Regions from separate parts of the Homo sapiens genome. Here region 2 is linked to region 1. The links are chromatin contacts, found by Hi-C or POLR2A ChIA-PET in ENCODE. All regions are on one chromosome and are shown on one strand. Each heading gives the region's core, a stretch centred on a gene start or an enhancer-like site at or near the end of the contact. The rest is flanking DNA. Distances are from core to core; before and after follow the strand shown.

Region 1 (6,429 bases), core at 2,577-5,076:
GCACAATCTTGGCTCACTGCAACCTCCACCTCCTGGGTTCCAGTGACTCTCGTGCCTCAGACTTCTGAGTAGCTGGGATTACAGTTGTGCGCCACCATGCCCAGCTAATTTTTGCATTTTTAGTAGAGACAGGGTTTCGCAATGTTGGCCAGGCTGGTCTTAAATATCTGGCCTCAGGTGATCCACCCACTTTGACCTCCCAAAGTGCTGGGATTACAGGCTGTGAGGCACCGTGCCCAGCCTCAGCTTTCCTACCTATAGGGCACTAATACTTATTTTTCCTGTCTCACTGGAATGCTGTCACAAGTGTGTATCATATAAGAATACTCTTAAAACTAGAAATCTCTAAAAAGCTGGGAATCATTTTTAATAAAAAGACCATCATCAGGCTAAAAAAAGAAAAAACCTGAAAAGAAAGAATACAAATTTTAGATAATGTAAATTCTGACTAAAAAAAGAGTATCTTCTACACATGGCTCCAAGGCTGAAACTCCCATTTTTAGTTTAAAAACAAACTTTTATTCAACTAACCTTGTATATTGTCCTTCTTCAGGTCTAGCCGTTCAAGTAAGGGAATGAGGTAGGCACCGCTCTTGCCTGTTCCATTTTTTGCTCTAGCTAAGATATCCCTACCAGATAAAGCAATGGGAATGCTCTCCTCCTAAAAGAGATAAGACAATACAAAATTACTTCTGAATGTAGTACACAAGCAAATTCCTCTCTGAAATACACTGAAGGATACCTCTTTCGGTATTGCTTTAAGTGTCCTAAGTATCCTACATTTGAATTCTACATGAATAGCAGAGATCCAAGTAAATCAGCACGACCAGTCAACATCAACATCATTATAAACCAGTATTTACCAGAACTGCTCACAGAATTTTAAATTGTAACCCAATGTCATAAGAACTGTGTTATGTGTGTATCTGAAGAGAACAACAAAGAAAATGGAGGAACTCAGGCTGACCCATAAATAGCACTTGAAAATACAGACAAAACAAAAGCAAAGCCTCCTTCAAATAAAAATTGGAAAAATGGCCAGGCACAGCAGCTCATGCCTGTAGTCCCAGCACACTGGGAGGCAGAAGTGGGGGATCACTTGAGCCCAGGAGTTCAACACCAGCCCGGGCAACTAGGCAACATGGAAAAACCCCAACTCTACAAAAATTACAGAAAGTAGCTGGGTGTGGTGGTGGGTGTCCATAAACCTTGAGAGGCTGAGCCAGGAGGTCAAGGGTGAAGTGAGCCATGATTGCACCACTGTACTCCAGCATGAAAGAGACCTCGTCTCATCTCAAAAAAAAAAAAAAAAAAAAAAGGCTAGATACAGTGGCTCACATCTGTAATCCCACCATTATGGGAGGCCAAAGCAAAACGATCACTTGAGCCCAGGAGTTTGAGAACAGCTTAGGCAAAATGGTGAGACCCCATCTCTACAAAAATTTTTAAAGGAAAAAACAAAAACAATTCCAAGGTAAGACTATATATATTTTGAGACTAGCACACCAATTTGACCACAGTGAAAAATTGTAGCTTGGACACCTCATCCCTGCAACAAAACACGAATAGGCTGGGAAAGTTTAACCTCAGGTCCTATTTGTCATTTATTTATATAATAAGTAAATCTCCAATGTCTGTCCCACAGCCTACTTCTCTGTTCTGTAATGTGCTCTCTATTGAAGGTTCAATTCTATTGCAGCTACCTCAAATACGGTCACATCACTAAAGGTGACCTCTCATTTTAATATTTGGCTTACTTTGTTATCTATTTTGCAAATAATAACAGTAGTTCATACTAACTTAAATTTCCCAGACAACAGCAAAGGATTCCCAAAAGTTACTTAAAAATAAATAGACATATACAAAGAGAGGTCAGGAGTTCAAGAACAGCCTGGGCAACATGGCAAGCACCCCCACTCTTTGCAAAAACAAAACAAACAACAACAACAAACTATAAAATACAATAGATCGTTGAAAAAGCTTGATCGTTGAAAAATTGTTAAAAGGAAATTATGTGGAATTTTTTTTTTTGAGACAGAGTCTCGCTCTGTCGCCCAGGCTGGAGTGCAGTGGCACAATCTCGGCTCACTGCAAGCTCTGGCTCCCGGGTTCACGCCATTCTCCTGCCTCAGCTTCCTGAGTAGCTGGGACTACAGGTGCCCGCCACCACACCCGGCTAATTTTTTTTTTGTATTTTTAGTAGAGACGGGGTTTCACCGTGTTAGCCAGGATGGTGTTGATCTCCTGACCTCGTGATCCACCCGCTTTGGCCTCCCAAAGTGCTGGGATTACAGGCGTGAGCCAGCGCGCCGGGCCATGATGTGGAATTTTAATTTTTTTTCTTTTTTTTTTGAGACAGAGTTTCGCTCTTGTCACTCAGGCTGGAGTACAATGGTGCGATCTTGGCTCACTGCAACTTTCGCCTCCTGGTTCAGGCGATTCTCCTGCCTCAGCCTCCCGAGCAGCTTAGATTAACGGCGTGTGCCACCACACCCAGCTAATTCTTGTATTTTTAGTAGAGACGGGGTGTTTCACCATGTTGGCCAGGCTGGTCTTGAACTCATGACCTCAGATGATCCACCGACCTCGGCCTCCCAAAGTGTTGGGATTACAGGCATGAGCCACTGTGTCTGGCCTGAATTTTTAATTTCTAAAACTAAGATACTAGGAACCAAATTCACAGTCACTGACATTTGTCCCTTCTATGCCTGGGCTAACGACAAAAACAAACAAACAAACAAAAAACAGCTTTAGCCCTTTAAAGCTGCTATTGGTAGAAATGACTAAATAAGCAGGATGACTTCCATCTCCCACGACAACACTCTTTCTACCTAGAGCTCCAATCACAGGATATAAATGGGTTCCATATGGTCAGAACAACACAGCTGCCAGAACAACTGTGAAAATATTGTTGTTGGCTGGGAACGATGGCTCATGTCTGTAATCCCAGCACTTTGGGAGGCTGAGGTAGGCAGATCACCTGAGGTCAGGAGTTCGAGACCAGCCTGGCCAACATGGTGAAACCCCATCTCTGTTAAAAATACAAAAATGGTCATGGTGCGCACCTGTAGTCCCAGCTACTTGGGAGCCTGAGGTAGGAGAACTGCTTGAGCCCAGGAGGAGGAGGTTGCAGTGGGCCAAGATTGCGCCACTGCACTCCAGCCTGGGCAATGGAGCAAGACTCAGTCTCACAAAAAAAAAAAAAAAGAGAGAGAAAAGAAAAGAAAATACTGTTGTCTTGTTCTTACAGCCAGCATTAAAGACTCTGCTTATTAAGGTAAAGCAAACAAAGAAGAAAACCTTGGCTTTAACCCTTTGGTCTTAAATTTCTTCCCTCATCACAGATAAGTGAACCATTATTTCCAGTTGTTCCAGAGGCTCCCATTACCCTGTCACCTCAGGTTTTCTCTTTTGTGGTTCTGTGGTGCCAGTAGTCTGTAGTTTTTAACAGGCTGCCTGCACACTACTCAGTTTTACAGTATTGAAAAAGTAAGATAGGTGGTCTCTGATGGTCTCATAACGACTTGCTGGGTCAGGTTCTTTAAAGTGTAAACCTTTTTTTCAATCAAGTGAGGCAGAACAGAATTAGACTAGAGGTATCCTAATCCCCCTTTTCAGTTCATCTTTTGACTGACTTGATTAAGGCCATTGACTTCTATTCCTTTGCCCTCTTTGACAGGGATTATACCCTACAAAAACTGTTCAAGGATAAAGCTTTAACAAAGTACATGTGATAGACTGTAAGTTAAGACACCCTGATATTTTGCCTTATATGATGGCCATTATGATTAACAGTCAGTGAATTCAGCACATCCACACTGCCTCTTACCAGTGTTTCTCAGGAAATAATGAAAAGCAAGAGAATTCAAGTCAAGTTCAAAAAGCTGTGAAATACAAGAGGAAATTATGAGGAACTGCCAGGGAGAAGGCAAAGGAGGAAGGAAACGAAAACTTTTTTTAAAACTTACTATGTGCTCAGCACAACTTTCAAGTTAGGTACTTTGTTTTACAACTGACAAAATGGATCCTAAACAGGATTAGTTTGCCCAAGGTCACAAAGCAAGAAATGCTTTAGCCAGTATTTGAACTTAGATCTGCACATAACATGTAGGCAAGAAGTTGGAGAAAATGGAACTCTCATACACTGCTAGTGGGAATGTACAGCTACGCTGGAAACCAGCCTTGCAGTTCCTCAAAAGGTTAAAAAGAGTTACCATATGAACTAGCAATTCTAGGTATACAGCGAAGAGAAATAAAAACATCTCCACACAAAAACCTGCACCTGAATTTTCATAGCAGCATTATCCTTAATAGCCAGTTCCTTCTATGTTTTTTTTTATAATAGTACAAACTTTATTCATAAATAAAACTTCATAAGGTTAAAGCAGGGTCAGTTCCTATTTTAAAAAGGGAACAGGGGAAGGCAGCCTGCTATTTTATTTAAAATCACAAGTTAGGTTTTTCAGACGGATGACAGTTGAGATCATTAAATCCCCTTCCTACTTCTCAGATTTTCACAAAATAGCACATTAAATCCTCAGTCCTTGGAAAACAACCCCAAATGTCTACCAACTGATGACTGGATAAATCAGAAGTAATAGAGCCATACAATAAAATATTATTCAGGAAAAAGGAATGGAATATTGATACAAGCTACAACACAGATGAACTCGGAAAACATTACGCTAAGTCAAAGAAGCCAGTCACAAAAAAAACACATACTATAGGATTCTATTTATATGACATGTCCAGACTAGGCAAAGCTAGAATGACAGAAAGTATACCAGTGGTTGTTTAGGGGTGTGGGAAAATGAGGTGTGACTGCTAAAAGGGTTTCTTTTGTGGGACTGATCAAAATGTTCTAAAATTTATTGTGGTAATGGTTGCAGAACTCTAAATGCACTAAAAAGCATTAAATTGTATACTTTTGATGTGTGATGTCATTTATATCTCAATAAAGCTATTACCCCCAAAAAACAAAACCCCAAAAAACCAACCCCACAAGCTTAGGGCTGACATCTGCCACCTTAGGTCTCCAAATTCACATTCACTGTAACGTTTAGATAATGACTGAAGAGTATTTGTTGTGTTTTGGTTACTCTAGTATCCCTTTACTAAGTAACACCCCAATTTCCTTCTAAGGAATTACATATGCCCTGGTCTCCCCTGTCCCAACAGACCAAGCCTCACCAATTTTCTAAGCCAAGTGGTAGACACATAGCCCACACTGGGCCAGCGGAATGTTGCCTCCTAAGAATCTAAATTGTTATAGTGCATCCATTACAGCTTCCTAAGTCCTTCAGAGCTATCTCAATTCTTAGTCATTTCCAAGTATGTTTCTCTAGCCTTCTCAATCTTGTGAATTCCCGTTATTTTTCCAATAAATTTCCTTTTGCTTAAGTTAGATCGAGTTGGTTTCTGATGCCTATAATTAAAGAATGGTTTATTTTCCAATCTCCTAGCATTGAGAGGCATTTTACAAAAGTGTGGTACCAACAAAAGCTCAACATCACCCAACTAGCTGCATTTACACTGACTGCTTCCTCTTATTTTCCAAACCTTAATTTCCAAGAGGGAAAAAAAACCTATGGTTAAAGGCCGGGCGCGGTGGCTCACGCCTGTAATCCCAACACTTTGGGAGGCCGAGGTGGGCAGACCATGAGGTCAGGAGATGGAGACCATCCTGGCTAACATGGTGAAACCCCGTCTCTACTAAAAAAATACAAAAAAATTAGCCGGGCGTGGTGGCAGGCGCCTGCAGTCCCAGCCACTTGGGAGGCTGAGGTAGGGGAATGGCGTGAACCCAGGAGGCAGAACTTGCAGTGAGCCAAGATTGCACCACTGCACTCCAGCCTGGGCGACAGAGCGAGACTCTGTCTCAAAACAAAATAAAACAAAACAAAAAAACAACCTATGGTTACTCCAGACGAGGTAGCAATGATTGTTACAAATGTCCCCTGCTTAACAGGAAAAAAAAAAAGGGAGATGGTAATTTCTAATTATATCTCTAATTTAGGCTGGGGATGGTGGCTCACACCTGTAATCTCAACCCTCTGCAAGGCTGAGGCAGGAGAACTGCTTGAGGCCAGGAGTTCAAGACCAGCCAGTGTGACAAACTGAGACTCTGTCTCCCCGACCCCACCCAAAAAGAAAACAAAACAAAACACACACCAAAAAAAAAAACAAAACAAACAAACAAAAAAAACCTTTGAGTTTTTAGGAAATATTTTTTTCAATCATGATAAACCGATTGTTAGCAGGAAGAATGACTTATTTACAGGATTCAGAATGCTATAATTCCTAACTATAAATAGTAAACTATTAATCCTCATTAGACCTTAGCTGACCTGGCACAAAATTTTGTTGCCAACAGTACGGAGCTTCCATGTTTCCCTCAATAATCAACTACTTCTCATTTCTTCACCTTCT
Region 2 (6,429 bases), core at 2,752-5,251, 110 kb after region 1:
TTCATACCTGTTTTTTGGAAGTTGAGATGAATACACCTTAGCCGGGTGTGGTGTCTCACACCTGTTATCCCAGCACTTTGGGAGGCCGAGGACGATGGATCACCTGAGGTCAGGAGTTCGAGACTAGCCTGGCCAACATGGTGAAACCCCATCTCCACTAAAAAAAAATACAAAAATTAGCCAGGCATGTTAGCCCACCTGTAGTCCCAGCTACTCGGGAGACTGAGGCAGGGGAATCGCTTGAACCCAGGAGGCAGAGGTTACAGTGAGCCAAGATCTTGCCACTGCACTCTAACCTGGGTGAGGAGAGCGAGACTCCATCAAAAAAAAAAAAGAGAAAGAAAGAAAGGAAGAGAAAGAAAGAAAGAGAAAGAAAGAAAAGAAAGAAAGAGAAAGGAAAAGAAAGAAAGAAAAGGAAAGAAAGAAGAAAGAAAGAAAGAAAAAAGAAAAGAAAAGAAAGGAATGAAAACACCTTAAACACCACCAGCTTCATCGTGAAGTTCTGTTGCTGAAGTCCCTGCCATGTGTCTCAGTTGCCCCCTCTGCCATCCAAATGCCCAGACAGGCTCTCTGGGCCTCTCAGTATCCACCCTCATTGCCTTCTCCCACATCTTCCTCTGCTCCAGTCCAGACAAACTGCTCACCATCCCTTCCCCAAGATGTGCATTTACCGCCTGCGGACCTCCTTCCCTCAAAGTCCTGCCTGAAGTTCCTTCCTTTTTGACCTCCCTTTAAAAAGCATGAGTGGGCCTGACGCAGAGGTGCATGCCTGACATCCCCGTGCTTTAGGAGGCTGAGGAAGGAAGTTTAAGGCCAGGAGTTCGAGACCAGCCTGGGCAACATAGCAAGACCTTATCTCTACAAAAAAAAATTAAAAATTAGCCTGGCATGGTACACACTTATAGTCCCAGCTGCTCAGGAGGCTGAGGTGGAAGGATCACTTGAGTTCAGGAGTTTGAGACTACAGTGAGCGACAATTATGCCACTGCACTCCAGCCTGTGTGACAGAGCAAGACCTTGTCTCTAAAAAAAAAAAAAAAGCATGAGTGTGTGTGTGTGTGTGTGTGTGTGTGTGTGTGTATGAGAGAGAGAGATAGCACTTTGGACCTATGGAGGATTTCTATTTGGAAAGAAAAAGGCTTTTACATACAAGATATTATTTAATAGCAAAATTGGCCATGCAGGTATTTTACAATTGTACATATTAGGAAACTAATGCTCAGAGAAGTTATATTTGTAATTTTCAAACTGGGGATTGTGACTTATGTGTGGACCCATGAAAGCAGTGTGATTCATTGACCGCTATTAAAAATAGAAAGAGGGTCGGGCATGGTGGCTCACGTCTATAATCTCAACACTTTGTGAGGCCAAGGTGGGAGGATGGCTTAAGCCCAGGAGTTCCAGACCAGCCTAAGCAACATAACAAGACCCCATCTCTACAGTAAATTTAAAAGTTAGTTTGGTGTGGTGATGCACACCTGTAGTCCCAGCTACTCAGGAGGCTAAGGTGGGAGGATCACTTAAGCCTGGGAGGTGGAGGCTGCAGTGAGCCATGATTGTGCCACTGCACTGCAGCCTGGGTGACATAGAGAGACCCCATCTCTACAAAAAAGGGAAGAAAGAAAGAGTGAGAGAAAGAAAGAGGGAACGAAAGGAAGGAGGAAAGGAGGGAAGGAGGAAGAGTAGAAAATATGAGTATGCTACCCATACTAAGCAGTGTTTACAAAACTTACTGTGTATTTGTGTGTATATGTTCATCACACATGTCCAACTAGCTTGTGATATAAAATATATTTCTTCCTATGGGTCATGATCAAAGTGACAGGATTACATGACATGCTGAAAGCTAACTAGTAGAGCTCATGCATTACTTATTAGAGTAGAGCTGAGACCGACCAGAGAGATAGAGGTGCAACCTGTCAGAGCCCGGGAGGCACCACAGAAATCTCAACGGTGCCAGGGTGGGGCCCAGGGAGGCCGGTGTTCTGGGAAAACCAACTGTTGTGTGCTGGTTGTATGAAGTGCTGTGTTGTTGTGGGTTGTGTGCTGGTTGTATGAGGTGCTGTGTTCTTCCTGTTGTGTGTTGTGTGCTGGTTGTATGAAGTGCTGTGTTGTTGTGGGTTGTGTGCCGGTTGTATGAGGTGCTGTGTTCTTCCTGTTGTGTGTTGTGTGCTGGTTGTATGAGGTGCTGTGTTGTTGTTGTAGGTTGTGTGCCGGTTGTATGAGGTGCTGTGTCGTTGCTGTGGGTTGTGTGCTGGTTGTATGAGGTGCTGTGTTCTTCCTGTTGTGGGTTGTGTGCTGGTTGTATGAGGTGCTGTGTCGTTGTTTTGGGTTGTGTGCTGGTTGTATGAGGTGCTGTGTTGTTGCTGTGGGTTGTGTGCTGGTTGTATGAGGTGCTGTGTCATTGTTGTTGATTGTGTGTTGGTTGTATGAGGTGCTGTGTTGCTCTGGAGAGACGTCAACTATGGCACCCTTTGTGTGGAGGGACTGAAGGCCCTGCTGGGTGGTTGGGAGCTCCAGGTTGGAAAACAAGCTGTGTGGGGACGAGTTTACCAATTGGTATATGGCTGTGTACCAGTCCTACGTGGCCTAGAGCGGTGGTTCTAGGAGTGTAGTTCTCAGGCCAGCAGCATAGCGTCACCTGGACACTCTTAGAAATGCACATTATCAGGTCCCACCCCAGACCTCCCGAATCAGACACTCTCGTGGTGGGGCCTGGCAACCTGGAGGTAACAAGCCCTCCTGGTGACTCTGAGGCATAAAGTGTGAGGAGCACTCCCCTGGGGATGCCTGTTTGGCATTCTGTGTTTGGCGTGTCTTTGCGCAAGCAGGCAGGGTCTGGTCTCAGAGCGGCCTTGCTGGGAAGCAGACATGCTGGGCCTCCAGTGCAGCGTTTCTTCTGTCACCCACTCAGCCTTACAGCCTACCCAGCGCATGCGCCCACAGCACTTAGGTGCGAAGGAATGCTGCACGTTTCCCCCATTCCCTGTGCCTTCCACACTGCTGACTCCACCCACACTACCTTAGCAACACGGTAGAGTTTTGCATATTCTTTGAAAATGTGCCCAGTTGCATGTGAATATGAGCATGCCAACTTGCATGATGTGTCTGTTTTGCCTTCTCTGTTAGACAAGGTGCTCCTCCATCAGAATCTCGCCTCTGGCTGCCGCAGTACTCAGTATACAAACACCTGATCCAAGCACCAGACTCACTCTAACCCTGGCCACACAACCTGCCCCAGGCCGACGTTCCCAAGCTCATTTGTGGCCCCCATGACCTTGTGGTAACCTTGATGTGCCTACCCAGCACCTGCAGCCCATTTCCTCCCTGCAGGACTCTACCTGTTTCCTAACGAGAGGGGAGCTGTGCGTGGGTGCAGGCTGCCGGCAATGACAGCCTTTACCACCCCACTTCCTGTGTTGACTTGTAATGGGGTGTTGGGTCCCTGCTGTCTGAGTGAGCTGTGAACATTCATGCTACTTCCCATTACTGTCTGAAGCTTGGTTTCCACATCTGCAGTGTGGTAATAAAAATACCCAACACTTTGCCGGACGCGGTGGCTCATGCCTGTGATCCCAGCACTTTGGGAGACCAAGGCAGGTGGATCACCTGAGGTCAGGAGATCGAGACCATCCTGGCCAACATGGTGAAACCCCGTCTCTACTAAAAATACAAAAAATTAGCTGGGCGTGGCGGCACGTGCCTATAATCCCAGCTACTCGGGAGGCTGAGGCAGGAGAATTGCTTGAACCAGGGAGTCGGAGGTTGCAGTGAGCCGAGATGGTGCCACCACATTCCAGCCTGGCGACAGAGCGAGACTCCGTCTCAAAAACAAAACAAAACAAAAAACCCAACACTCAAAGACTGTTCAGGGAATGAAAAGAAATGATGTGTGAAAAACCTATCATAGTTCATGGCACATAGAAAGTACCTGATGAGGAGCCTGTGCAGGATTTAGCCATAGTTTTCCCCTTAGCCAGCCAGGTAAGTGCCTGTCCTTTGCAAAATGGCGCCTCTGAGAGACGGGCCGTGTGGTCTTGTGGAGGGAGCCCTGGATTTGGTGCCTACAGGGCTGACTTCAGGCTCTGACTCTGCAACGAACCCTCCCTGCAATCACGAGCAAGAAAATGAGACTCTGTTTCCTTGTCCTCACAAAATACGGCCAGGAGTGATGCCAATCCCTCCGGCACAAGCCGCTTCAAGGACTACATATAATTAAATGTGAAGATTAAGTGAAATATAAAGATTAAGTAACATTAAATTTAAACTTTCATGGGACTGTGTAGACCGGTGACTGCTATGCAAGTCTATGGCGAGTTTCCTTCAGTGCTGAGAGGTATACCCTACTCTTCCTGAGGCTGATGAGGTAGGGACCTGGGAGCTCTGTTCTCAGCTGTTGGGAAAGACCCAGAGAAAGAAGAGAACAAAGTCTCTGGCCATGTCAGAGAGGGAGAGAGTCCTAGGTTAATAGAAGGGGAAACCCCAGCCCGTTCCCTGTAGCAGCACCCCAAAACTGTGTGGAACAGCTTACTTTTTCTGTGGAATATAGAAAATGAACTCCAAGACAAGTGATTGTATCTAATCTCTGGAACAAATAGAAATTTAATGTAATCCATGGACTGTAAAGTATAATTACTGAGAAAAATACACCTGAGCTGATGTAAGCGGCCACCCTTGCCTAAACCAGACACAAACCCAGTCTTGGCGGAAGTATCAGTAGTCTTTCTGTCTTTTTTTTTTTTTTTTTTTTTCTGAGATAGGATCTTGCTTTGTCATCCAGCCTGGAGTGCAGTGGTGCAATCTCAGCTCACTACAACCTCGACCTCCTGGGCCCAAGCAATCCTCTCACCTCAACCTCCTGAGTAGCTGGAAGCACTAGTGTGCACCACCAGCTAATATTTTTATTTTTTGTAGAGATGGGGTATCCTATGTTGCCCAGGCTGGTCTCGAACTCCTGGGCTCAAGTGATCCTCCCCCCTTGACCTCCCAAAATGCTGGGATTACAGAGGCGAGCTACCATGTTCAGCCTCCAGTGGTCATTTTGACGAGAAGGCTAGAAAACAATTTAGCCTCAATTAGACTGCCTATGGGGTGGGGATTGGGATCCTGCATAGGTGAAATATAAACAAGTTGCACACTGAAATAAAACCTGAGCTGCCTGACCTGGAAGGGTCCTCTGCCATCCGATTGTCACACACAGATGGAACCTCTGACATCTCCTCTTCAAAGGCAAAGGATCGCAGCTTAAGCGTTGCCCTCTCTATCCTAGGGAGCTAGTCTGACTTTATGTGTGTGAAGATTGTAAGATCATGGTTTCTAGTAGAGGCAGTAACTCTCTGAGCCTTCTCAAAACAATATTAGAACTCACGGTTGCTGGGCATGGTGGCTCATGCCTGTAATCCCAGCACTTTGGGAGTCTGAGGCAGGCGGATCGGTTGAGCCTAGGAGTTCAAGGCCAGCCTGGGCAACATGGTGAAACTCTGTCTTGACAAAAAACATAAAATTAGCCAGGTGAGGTGGCATGTGCCTGTAGTCCCAGCAACTCGGGAGGCTGAGGCAGGAAGATGGCTTGAGCTCAGGAGGTCAAGGCTGCAGTGAGCCATGATCGTACCACTGCCCTCCAGCCTGGGTGATGAAATGAGATCCTGTCTCAAAAAAAAAAAAAAAGAAAAAGAAAAAGCCTCAAGGTCAGAAGGTATTTACCACTGGGGGCAAACTGAGTTGACTATCAAAGGTCAGAGGCTAACACAAGTAGACCCTGGGAAGCTGTAGTGTGTTCACCATCTGGAGAGAAGAATGGGATCTCTGAATAGGCCCAAAAAGTCAAAGACTTCAGGTGACAGTCACAGATGTGTCTAATGTGTGACGCCTGAGTCAGCCATAGAGAAGCTGGTAGGCTACCTCTCTGCTGCCCAAACCATCATAGCTGAAACTACTGGCCAGAGCCTGCTGCTATAGCACCTGGGAAGCAGTCTTAAGCCTCCCCCAAAACTCTTTTTCTAGGCCTACAGCACATGTGGAAAATATAGAGAACTGTGGAAAGAGTAGGAGAGGAGAAGGCCATAAGAGCAGCTCCTACCTTGTCCAGTACATGCTCCAACCACTTCCTTGCTCCTCCCCCTGCCCTATCTCATCATCATTATTGCCATAGCCACACCACCATACACAGAAGGCCCATGATGTGCCAGGCACAAGGTAATTCTTTTTTTTTTTTTTTTTTTGAGACGGAGTCTTACTCTGTCACCAGGCTGGAGTGCAGTGGTGCCATCTCGGCTCACTACAACCTCCGCCTCCCAGGTTCAAGTGATTCTTCTGCCTCAGCCTCCTGAGTAGCTGGGACTACAGGTGCCCACCACCACACCCAGCTAATTTTTGTATTTTTAGTAGAGACGGCGTTTCACCATGTTGGCCAGGATGGTCTCAATCCCT

The links. Hi-C counts contacts between places; a loop is a spot of excess contacts on that map. ChIA-PET counts read pairs that join two places held with the same protein, here RNA polymerase II (POLR2A). Pooled maps may share reads with other maps.
Region 2: POLR2A ChIA-PET joins it to region 1 with 11 read pairs in activated T-cell. The contact joins two enhancer-like sites. A Hi-C loop is called at or near these places in 2 of 37 single-sample maps with no recorded cell type and 2 of 50 pooled maps. POLR2A ChIA-PET finds 5 or more read pairs at or near these places in 30 of 52 experiments (A549, AG04450, B cell and 23 more).

The regions. Positions count from the first base shown.
Region 1 is chr11:118,767,692-118,774,120 of GRCh38, forward strand. It overlaps DDX6 (DEAD-box helicase 6), which reads right to left. Exons shown (of 14, transcript NM_004397.6): 5 at 532-661. Among named protein-coding and RNA genes, the nearest start is that of DDX6, 20 kb to the right of the region's middle. Within about 2 kb of position 3,827, at least 3 of the 41 ENCODE cell types and tissues checked have a DNase peak (open chromatin) inside an H3K27ac peak, as active enhancers do; they include B cell, where a contact is called at or near this core.
Region 2 is chr11:118,873,595-118,880,023 of GRCh38, forward strand. No RefSeq gene overlaps it. Among named protein-coding and RNA genes, the nearest start is that of CXCR5, 7.1 kb to the right of the region's middle. Within about 2 kb of position 4,002, at least 12 of the 41 ENCODE cell types and tissues checked have a DNase peak (open chromatin) inside an H3K27ac peak, as active enhancers do; they include B cell, where a contact is called at or near this core.